2 separate regions of the Homo sapiens genome follow, and region 2 is linked to region 1. A link is a contact called in ENCODE Hi-C or POLR2A ChIA-PET data. All regions are on one chromosome and are shown on one strand. The core of a region is the stretch at or near the end of the contact, and the rest is flanking DNA. Distances in the headings are between cores, read along the strand shown.

Region 1 (5,291 bases), core at 1,352-3,851:
TCAGCTGATGCTCCCCAGGAAGCAACAAAGAGCCTGTCAAGAGAAATCTATCCTACTTAAACTGTGGGGTGCCTCCAGTGAAAGTTGAGAAGATGGAGATACCACAAGGACTCAGAGAGGAAACACAGCCTCAAATTAAGTGCAAACTCGATTAAAAAAAAAAAACTAAATAATCTACAGATATGGCTAAATCCAATGGCCAGCAGCACCAAGAGGAAGGTAAACCACAAATCAGATCCCAGGACAATAAGGTTCTCCATATGATACCAGTGAGGGCCAAAGGTGTGGGGGCAAACACAAAGGACCACTGTCTTTCAGTGCAGGGAACAGTGTCCCTCTCCTTACTGCTCCCAAAAGGAGCTGTGAGCACCAGTTAGGCTTCCTGCTGACCAGACAACACTGTTCATTCCCAGCAGCTCCCACCCTAGATGCCAACCATTGTGGACCTTGAACTCACATCCTCCAGGAGCCGTCCTTCTACCCGAAGCTCCCAGGAAGCCACCGTCCCTTCCCCATCCTCGGCATCTGACTTAGCCGGATTGAAAGTGTTAGAAATGAAAATTCGCAGCTTCCGTTTTTGCTGAGGAAGGCAGAAACAGGATTGATCGTGGGGCTTCAGTGGTCTGATGTTGAAGACAACGGTCTCCCCAAACCCCAAAATTACTCCTAACAGACTGGCTTACTGTCTACCCAGTCCCTTGGGTGGGTGGATGAAGATTCCATTTAGAAGAGGAGTACTGGCCATCAGCCTAAGTACAAGTGCATATAGTGGGATGCCAGGTGGACAAAGTCATGCAAGGTGCCAGGTTCCCAAGGTAGCAGAGCAGTTACAGCGAAAACATGGACAAGGGTATATTTGTAGTGCAAGAGACATCAAGAGCCCCTCCCCCTTTGCCATTCTGTTCTTATCCTCCTAATGTAATTCTCAGTTTGTAGGCGGAAGGGAGAGATGCAATTTAAATGCCAAGGAGAGTTGTGCTGTGCCTTTGATTTCTCATCCTAATTCTGCTGAAGGTTCCTGGGTCCTCTCCTTTGGCTCTCTGCCTAGTACTTTCCTGTGTTACCTTGATGGGACGTTTCAAGGCCTCTTGGATATCTAGCCGTTTCCTCATGATAGTCTGGTCCAGTTTCCTTTCAAAAGCCAAGAGATCCATATAGGCCTGGGATTCTGGTACCAGTTCACGAATCTTAGGAACAGAAAAATTAATTGAAATCTAGGATGATCATCTCTATACTCAAACTCACCACACTTTCCAGAAGACATATAGCCTGGACTCACCCTTTGAGGTAGAATTTTGTCAGCCATCTTCTTTTTCTTTGCACTGTTGGGAATAAATACTATTATCAGGTTGGGACAGAACTAGTCAGAACGTGAAAATAAGCTGTCAGCACGTCCATTTATAGTAATGTGAAGGGACTGCAAAGCTTCTCTCAAAGAACTACCACCACCACCACCACCACCAAGCATTCTCAAGGATGAGTTCTGTAGCACCATCTGCTGACACAGCACCACCACTTCTTGGTTCAGGTACTCCCACCACCTGTGTCCTCCCAGGCTCCCTCCCTCCCTCCCTCTGCCCCAGGATCATCTTACTTGTGGTTTCGATTTTGGACCGCCTGCTGCTGGACCTGCTGGATCTGCTGAGGGGCAGGTCTCTTGCGGGACTGATCCATCCCTGACTGGGCCAGGCCAGGTCGGACTGAAGGGTTCCCCCCATAGCCAGGGGGTCCCATGGAAGGTCCCTGAGGTGTCATTCGGCTGCCTGGCAACATACCTGGTCTCTACAGAGGGGAGAGGACCCAGAGATGTCATGGTTTCACCTGCTAAACCCCATCAAGAAAGAAAAGCAGGGAACGCCTGAGATCTTTGAATGAAGTAAGGTTTAGGGATGGAATGGAGGACAATGAGAGGAGAACCCTTTGCTCCAGTAGTGACTCCATAGAAAAACAGAGTCCAAAAGCTAAGCGAGAGCCAGATTATACTCAAATTCTCAGTCTATTTTGGATGGGACACATCGGACATCGCCAGTTCCACATTTACTCTGCTAGCTACTATCTCTTTAGAAGCTGACCTCAATTTGTCAGCTACACGTTCTGTGTTCCTCTGATCACTGGAGCTGCTCAAGCCCCTTTGCACTCCGGCCCTCATACAGGTATCCCTGGACCCACTTCACCCACCCAGGTTCTCTACCGACTCCCCAGGGAAACAATGCCCCTAGGAGCAGGTGTGTAACTGCCTCCCCCTCTCTTTCTGCGCACTGCCTCCCCCAACCCCCACCCAGAGCCCGAACCCCTCCCAAGGGAGTCCCTCCTACTTCTCCCCCCACCCCTGTCACTCCCATGTCCCCGCTCGGCCCCGCCCCCGGCCCGCGCGCCCCTCCTCCTGCCCCACTCACCGGATAGGCCGCTCCGGGCATCGGGGAGCGGTACAGCCCTTGACCCGGAGCCGGGCCCATTCGCACAGGAGGCCCCGGAGTTCCGCCCGGGCCCAAGGCAGCAGCCGCGCCCGCCCCTCCTGAGGCTCCGGCGCCGCCGCTTGGAGCCACAGACTGGAAACCCGCCCGGGCCGCCATCTTCCCGGAGCCGCCGATGCAGCCGCACAAAGAACCGGAACCGGAACTCCCCCCGCCCCCCGAGCGCCCCCCGAGCGCCCGCCTGTTCCCCCGGCCGGCCGGCCGGCACGGGAGGCTCAGGGCAGCGAGACTATGGGATAGAGCGGGGCGACTAGCGGAAAAGGCGTGCTGGCCACGCCCTCCCGCCTTCACGGTCCGGGAGGGAAAACCATAGAGAAGAGCTCTGCAATAGAGAGGCCGCGTGAGCGGGCGCCCCCAGGCCGACGGGAGGAAGACAAGGACCTGGAAAGGGGGACGGACCACAGCCTCAGCCCCAGTCTCAACCCCAACTCGAGCCCTCTGATGAAGAGGGGCTTGGAGTAATAGCTTCATCTTGGCGCATGGCGTTAACTTTCCAAAACGCTTTGACTGCTTTTCGTTTCGTTTTCTTACTGCTATAACTATCAGGGGCTGAGGAGGGAAACACAGTTTATTCCATTTTACAAATGGGAAAGCTGAACTCACAGGTGAATGACTTGGCAAAGGTCAACCAGCAAGTTAGCCATAAAGCCGAAGCCAAGATTCCAGATACCCTTGCTCATAGCCCGGGACTCATTCCACAGATAAAGTGCCTCAATAAGTACCTCACGTGGGAACTTCATCCTAACTTTCTCTCTGACCTAACCTGCTTCCGGATTATTATTTTTTATTTTTTATTTTTTTTTAGATGAGGTCTGTCTCTCTCTCGCCCAAGCTGGAGTGCAGTGGCACCATCTCAGCTCACTGCAACCTCCGCCTCCCAGGCTCAAGTGATCCTCCCAACTCAGCCTACCAAGTAGCTGGGACCACAGGCATGCACCACCATGCCAGACTGTTTTGTATTTTTGGTAGGGATGGGGTTTCGCCATGTTGCCCAGGTTGGTCTCGAACTCCTGAGCTCAAGCGATCTGTGCTCCTCAGCCTCCCAAAATGCTGGGATTACAGGTGTGAGCCATTGTGCCTGGCCTCAGATTTTTTTTTTTTTAAATATTAAAAAATAGGGATGGGGGGCTGGGCACGGTGGCTCATGCCTGTAATCCCAGCACTTGGGAGGCCCAGGCGGGTGGATCATGAGGTCAGGAGATCGAGACCATCCTGGCTAACACGGTGAAACCCCGTCTCTACTAAAAACACAAAAAAATTAGCCGGGCGTGGTGGCGGGCGCCTGTAGTCCCAGCTACTCGGGAGGCTGAGGCAGGGGAATGGTGTGAACCCGGGAGGCGGAGCTTGCAGTGAGCCGAGATCGCGCCACTGCACTCCAGCCTGGGCGACAGAGCGAGACTCCATCTCAAAAAAGAAAAAAAAAATAGGGATGGGGGTTTCACTATGTTGCATAGGCTGATCTCGAACTCCTGGCCGCAAGTGATCCACCTGTCTCAGCCTCCCAAAGTGTTGGGATTACGGGCATGAGCCACCGTGCCAGCCTGCTTCCAGATTTTATGATAAGTTCCAGTTTATCTTGAATTTTGACTCTGCTCTCTCTCTCTAAAGCATCCTTTGTATTGGGGATTCTGTTTTGGAACTTTGTTGCCTTTGACTTCTCCCTCTTTCCCTGCCCAGTGGTTCAAACTATTCCTGATATAATGGTCAGCCTGTCCCATCCCAGGGGGACCACAGTGTCCCTACTCAAACCTTCTCCTTACTCATCCCCTAATTGGCCCCAAACCAAGCTCAGCTTTAGGCACTTAGTGAGAATATCTAAATACTTTTTCAAATAAGAGAACAACACTGAAGAGGAGATGGTTGAAACCCAGTTTATTAGACCAGAGGCATGCGTCACCCAGAGCCCTGCCTGCTGTTCCCCTATCCAATGCACACTTTTTGGCCTCATTCCTGCTTCCCTCTGGGGAGGTATGATCTCTGAGGAAACTCTTAGGAACCAAGAGATTCCAAAGATCCTACAGCCTTACTCTCCAGCTCCAGGCCAATGCAGCTGCTCACAGGTCCTGTTCTGGGATTGAAGACCAAGACACAGCTAGGGAAGGAAGGCCTGAAGAGGGGTTGGGGCTCAGGCCTGGAAGGAGTGTCTGGTGGAGGGAGGGGGGGCAGGCCCTCCACCTCACTTGTCTCTCATTAAGATAGGGTGAGACAACAGCAGAGCTTTCAACTCCTCCTCTAGGCCTCTCTTTCCTCCCAAACCCACCTCACCAGAAAATAAAAGTGGTGGGCTTGGGTATCAGGTGAGGAAAGGGGGCTGGGCACCCAGAAGGAGGAAAGGCCACTGACTGAGGACCTCAGCTTCTGCCTGTCAGCATCCCACTGCCCCAACTTCAGGAGTCGCCAATCCCCAGCTCCCTTCTGTCTCTGACACACTTGGCTTAGTGTCCAGGGTAGACCTCCATCCCCTGGGTGGGGGCTATCTCTACAGCAACCCCTTCCCTGGGGATGCCACTGTCAGCTGGGCAGAGGGCAATGGGATAGGAGGAGCAGGGGAAGAGAATGTTAAGGCTGCAGGGAGGGCCGAGGGTGCCCGGGTTGGGGGAGAGGGTGAGGCCAGAAAGAGGCAGAGCTTGTGATTCACAGCTTCCTTTGTCGCCACTGAGACAGTGCAAAGGTTACAATGCGCGTGTCGTCTCCTTGTGCTTCTCAGAGGGATGTGTGTACACAGTACAGACACCAGGGGAGAGAGTCCAACTCTTTATACAGGCGAAGGCATTCAGAGACCAGGGAGGGAGTAGAAACATAGAAGGTGGAACTTGG
Region 2 (5,291 bases), core at 1,001-3,500, 1.3 Mb before region 1:
TTGGGACCAGCCTGGCCAACATGGAGAAACCCCGTCTCTACTAAAAATACAAAAATTAGCCAGGCATGGTGGTGGGCACCTGTAATCCCAGCTACTCAGGAGGCTGAGGCAGAAGAATTGCTTGAACCCCGGAGGCGGAGGTTGCAGTGAGCTGAGATCACACCATTGCACTCCAGCCTGGGCGACAAGAGCAAAACTCCATCTCAAATAATAATAATAATAATAATAATAATAATAATAATAATAATAATTTTTTAAAAGGCTAGCGGGACCAAATTGTGAGACCTCCGTAAGCCACCGACAGTGTTTGGATTTTTCATGTGTGTATGTAGTAAAAGGCACGACATAAAACGTATCATCTTCACGGTTTCAGTCCACAGTTTATTGATTTTAAATGCATTCACATTATTGTGCAACCATCTCCGGAACTTTTTTTTTTCCCTTTTTTAATAAGATGGGGTCTCACCATGTTGACCAGGCTGGTCTGGAACTCCCAGCCTCCCAAAGTGCTAGGATTACATGCGTGAGTCACCACAACCAGCCAATAACTTATTTTTTGTCATCCCAAACTGAAATTCTGTACCTATTAAACATGAATTCTCCACGCTGTCCTCCCCACAACCCCTGGCAACCACCCTTCTACTTTCTGTCTCTATGAATTTGATTATCATAAGTGGAATCATACAGTATTTGTCCTTTTGTGACTGGCTTATTTCACTTAGCATAATGCCTTCAAGATTCATCCATGTTGTAACATTTGTCAGAATTTACTTTATTTTTTTTGAGATGGAGTTCGTTCTTGTTGCCCATTGGCGCAATCTTGGCTCACCGCAACCTCCACCTCCTGGGTTCAAGTGATTCTCCTGCCTCGGCCTCCCGAGTAGTTGGGATTACAGGCACGTGCTGGCTAATTCTGAATTTTTAGTAGAGACAGGGTTTCTCCGTGTTGGTCAGGCTGGTCTCGAACTCCTGACCTCAGGTGATCCACCCACCTTGGCCTCCCAAAGTGCTGAGATTACAGGCGTGAGCCACCAAACCCGGCCCAGAATTTACTTTTTAAGGCTGAATACTATTCTATTGTATGTATACACCACATTTTGTTTGTCCGTTCATTCGCTGATGGACACTGAGGCTGTTTCTGCCTTTGGCTATCGTGACTAATGCTGCTGTGAACATTGGTGTGCAAATATCCAAGTCTCTGCTTTCAGCTCTTCAGGGTATATGCCCAAAAGTGGAATTGCTGGATCATATGGTAATTCTGTCTTTAGTTTTTTTTAAGGAACCATCATACCTTTCCATAAGGAAACACCATGGATTTGTTTTTAAATACAATTTGAAGCCGCTGTAGTGACATGATCTGATTTATGATTTTTAGAGAGAATTTTACTTCTCACAGTAGCTGCCGTGTCAAGAATAGATTGAGGAGAGTGGTATAGAAGGCAGAAAAGCAGTGACTGTGGGGATGAGAGAGAGAGCTGGCAGTACCTGCAGATGTGCTGATTGTGGAAGGGGACAGCAGGGGGGATTCTAGCATGACTTCCAGGTTAGAGCAGCTGGAGGGATGCTGGCACCGTGTACTGACGTGAGGGAGACTGGGGGGCAGATTTGCAGGGGAAATTCAGAGCCTGTTTTGGGCATATGTTGAATTTTCCATTTTGTTCCACATCCAAGTGAAGATGGCAAGGTCAGGAAGGAATCCCTGGGAGCCATCTGCATGATACTTCAGATCATGGAACTGAGTGCGGTGTCTGTGTTGGCATCCCAGGGGTCTTGTGGACTTGAGTTGTGAGGAGTGAAGCTGGTTGGGGTGGTGGGGTGTTGAACCTAAGTTGGAAGGCTGTCACGGCGGGGACATGAGTGTGTGGCTGGGCTCACCGGTACAGCTATGCTCAGCTCCAGTCTCCTCAGTTCTGGGTCTGTCCAGTAGGTCTGGGGGTGGAACAGGTGGAGTATCACGAGGGGCATTGCTTAGGGGAGTTGTCTCCCCAGAAGGGCTTGAGGCCAGAGGCTGGAAGCCTCTCAGGCTGAGAATCCCTGGGTCTGGCCTCACCAGACTGGAAGGAAGGCGTGGGAGAAGGGCTTTGTAGTGCTCGGGGCCCCCCCTGAGGTTCACAGCTCAGTGCTTCACTGTCTCTCACCACAAAACCCACTTCCTATGATGTTTTGTCCGTGGGTTATCTCCACTACCGTGAACTTCCTGTGCGCAGAGCTGGGCAAGCTCTCGGGGAAACACAGCAGCCATGCTGAGGAGCCTGGGCTTCCTCCCTCCTTCCTGTCAGGGCCAGCACCCGGGGCTGCAGGTGCACTATGAGTCTCAAAGGGCAGGACCCAGACCAGGCCCCTCCCTTCCCAGAACAGCATCTGGCACCTGGCAGCACATTGACAGACATTTGTGGAGTGAGTGCTGGGCTGAGGCTGCTGCATGAGGCTGATTTTGATTCCTGAGGTCCTGGCCCCCAGAGATAAGAGGCCTCATTCCTGGAGTTAAGTAAGATACAGCCCCCTCCTCAGATGACTGCCTGAAGAATCCATTCATAAATGAGCGCCATGTCATAATCACCTCACCTGTCTGTCCAGTAGGATTGAAGAAGGAAAAAGTGGGCGGGGCGTAGTGGCTCACGCCTGTAATTCCAACTCTTTGGGAGGCCGAGGCGGGCAGATCACTTGAGGTCAGGAATTCGAGACCAGCCTGGCCAACATGGTGAAGCCCCATCTTCACAAAAAATACAAAAAATTAGCGGGGCGTGGTGGCAGGTGCCAATAATCTCAGCTACTTGGGAGGCTGAAGCAGGATAATTGCTTGAACCCAGGAGGTGGAGGTTGTGGTGAGTCGAGATTGCACCACTGCACTCCAGCCTGGGCGACAGAGTAAGACTCTGTCTCCAAAAAAAAGAAGAAAAAAAAAAAAAACATGGAAAAAAAAAGAAGGAAAAAGCTGAAATTCCAAATTATAGAGACTTTCCTTCTCCTAGGCGCCACTCTCCAGGACAGTGACTAAAGAACAGCTTCAACAAACCCCTTTCTCTCCCTTTCCCTCCCGGGATCTCACACACAGGGAAATGGCAAGGCCTTGGGTGACTGCGAGAGGAAGCAGAGACCACCTTGAAACTCGGGTGCATTAAGTCCTTGGCCTTCTCATCTTAATCTGCTCCAGAATAAAAAAATTTAAAAAAAAAAGTCCGTGGCCTCACTGGTGGTCAAGAGACCACCTTGAAACTCAGGTGCATTAAGTCCTTGGCCTTCTGATCTTAATCTGCTCCAGAATTAAAAAATTAAAAAAAAAAAAAATTCCATGGCCTCACTTCCCCTGGAGGGAGAAGGTGGGGAGTCCTCACATGCAGACTGGCTAGGATCCTGCTGCTGCCCTTTGTGCTTCTGCCACCCTGGGCTAGTCACTTTGAGTCTTACTTTCCCCATCTATAAACACTGGGGACAATACTCCCTGTTTCATAGAGTTGTTAACTATCATAGAGAAGATTAAATAAAGAAGTCACCATGAAGACACCTACCTCACCCACACCGGCACACACTCCAGCTCAGTGCTGGGTTATTGTGTGCGTGCATTTGTGGGAGATCAATTGCATGCAACCCCCTAAGCTGCTTAATTTCAGGACCTGCCGTTTGTAGAATGCTGCATTCAGAGCAAGGCCCAAGCTCTGGGCTGATCCCACAGTCCAAAAGGAAAAGGACACACAATTGTCACATCTGTCCCCCACATCTGAAACTGCAGGCAACTCCATTCTGCACAGAACAGAACCGTGGCAGAGATAAACCAAAATGGCAGTTAGTAAAACATAGTAAGGTTTGGAATTCGGTATGTTTCAAGATGGACTGCTTCAGAATAGAGCTATTCTTCGTTTGTTTTTTGTTTTGAGACAAGTCTTGCTATGTCACTCAGGTTGGAGTGCAGTGGCATGATCTCAGCTCACTGCAACCTCCACCTCCTGGGTTCAAGCAGTTCTCCTGCCTCAGCCTCCCGAGTAGCTGGGTTTACAGGTGTGCGCCACCACACCTGGCTAATTTTTGTTTGTTTGTTTTTGGTTTTTTTGAGACGGAGTTTCGCTCTTGTTGCCCAGGCTGGAGTGCAATGGTGCAATCTCGGCTCACTGCAACCTCTGCCTCCCAAGTTCAAACGATTCACCTGCCTCAGCCTCCCGAGTAGCTGGGATTACAAGCATGCGTGCCCAGCTAATTTTGTATTTTCAGTAGAGACAGGGTTTCTCCATGTTGGTCAGGCTGGTCTCGAACTCCCAACCTCAGGTGATCCACCTGCCTCCGCCTCCCAAAGTACTGGGATTACAGCCATGAGCCAGCGCGTCTGGCCTAATTTTTGTATTTTTAATAGTGGCAGGGTCTCACCATGTTGGCCAGGCTGGTCTCAAATTCCTTGGCTCAAGTGATCCATCTGCCTTGGCCTCCCAAAGTGCTGGGATTACAGGAGTGAGCCACCGTGCCCAGCCAGAATAGAGCTATTGTTAATGCTCTGAGGATTTCAGACTAAATTACAGGGCCATGAACTAAAACTCTTCTTTGAAAGGAGCTGGAGGTCTCAGTAGAGACATCTTCCCTTCAAAAAGCTTTCCCCGCTCCTCAAATCCAGGAGATTTGGCCCTTCTTTGGGACCCACACCCCAGCACTACCTCTGTTAGATCATGGATCACCTGCCCTGGAATTGCCTGTTTCCTGGTCAGCCTTGCTTCTGGGTGGTTTGTTCCTTAGGACAAATGGTCAAGCCGGCTGGGCTCGCCACTGTGCCTGGTCCGTGGTAGGTGCTTGGTGCAAGTATTTTCTTAATATAATTAAAAAGCTGCTGGGCATGTTTTCACCTTAAAGAATTCTATCTGCAGAGGAGGTTACAAAGGGGATTAGAGTCAGATGTCCTGCTGCTGATCCAGCAAGCAAGGAGTCACCATTTGTGTATGCCCACCCATCGACGTTACCGTGAAGAGCCTGGGAGACAGGGAATCCTAGACACTGGAAAACAACCGTGCAATGGAGCTGTGGAATTGCAGCTCTGGAAGATGGTGGCTGAGAGGGTGGAGAAACTGAGGGAGGCATCTGAGAGCCTCTGTCAGAATTTTGTACTTGGGCCGGGCGTGGTGGCTCATGCCTGTAATCCCAGAACTTTGGGAGGCCAAGGCAGGCGAATCACTTGAGGCCAGGAGTACGAGACCAGCCTGGCCAATATGGTGAAATGCTATCTCTACTAAAAATGTAAAAATGAGCCAGGCATGGTTGCACACACCTGTAGTCCTAGCTACTCAGGAGGCTGAGGCAGGAGAATCACTTGA

What was found. A loop is a pair of places that touch in the nucleus more often than their neighbours do. ChIA-PET counts read pairs that join two places held with the same protein, here RNA polymerase II (POLR2A). Pooled maps may share reads with other maps.
Region 2: a pooled map shows a loop between it and region 1 (4-fold over the local background). The contact joins the enhancer-like site here to the promoter of SMARCD1 in region 1. A Hi-C loop is called at or near these places in 1 of 168 maps with a recorded cell type or tissue (PC-9) and 3 of 50 pooled maps. POLR2A ChIA-PET finds 5 or more read pairs at or near these places in 1 of 52 experiments (CD4-positive, alpha-beta T cell).

The regions. Positions count from the first base shown.
Region 1 is chr12:50,082,652-50,087,942 of GRCh38, reverse strand. SMARCD1 (SWI/SNF related BAF chromatin remodeling complex subunit D1) reads right to left here and starts at 2,601. Exons shown (of 13, transcript NM_003076.5): 1 at 2,397-2,601; 2 at 1,595-1,782; 3 at 1,280-1,322; 4 at 1,065-1,187; 5 at 458-580. The coding sequence starts at 2,573. ASIC1 (acid sensing ion channel subunit 1) reads right to left here. Exons shown (of 12, transcript NM_001095.4): 12 at 4,332-5,291. RefSeq lists enhancers at 1,178-1,909, 2,759-3,018, 3,376-4,108 and a silencer at 2,249-2,688.
Region 2 is chr12:51,366,015-51,371,305 of GRCh38, reverse strand. The region is part of intron 4 of GALNT6 (polypeptide N-acetylgalactosaminyltransferase 6); the gene reads left to right. Among named protein-coding and RNA genes, the nearest start is that of CELA1, 22 kb to the right of the region's middle. RefSeq lists an enhancer at 1,831-1,980. Within about 2 kb of position 2,250, at least 7 of the 41 ENCODE cell types and tissues checked have a DNase peak (open chromatin) inside an H3K27ac peak, as active enhancers do.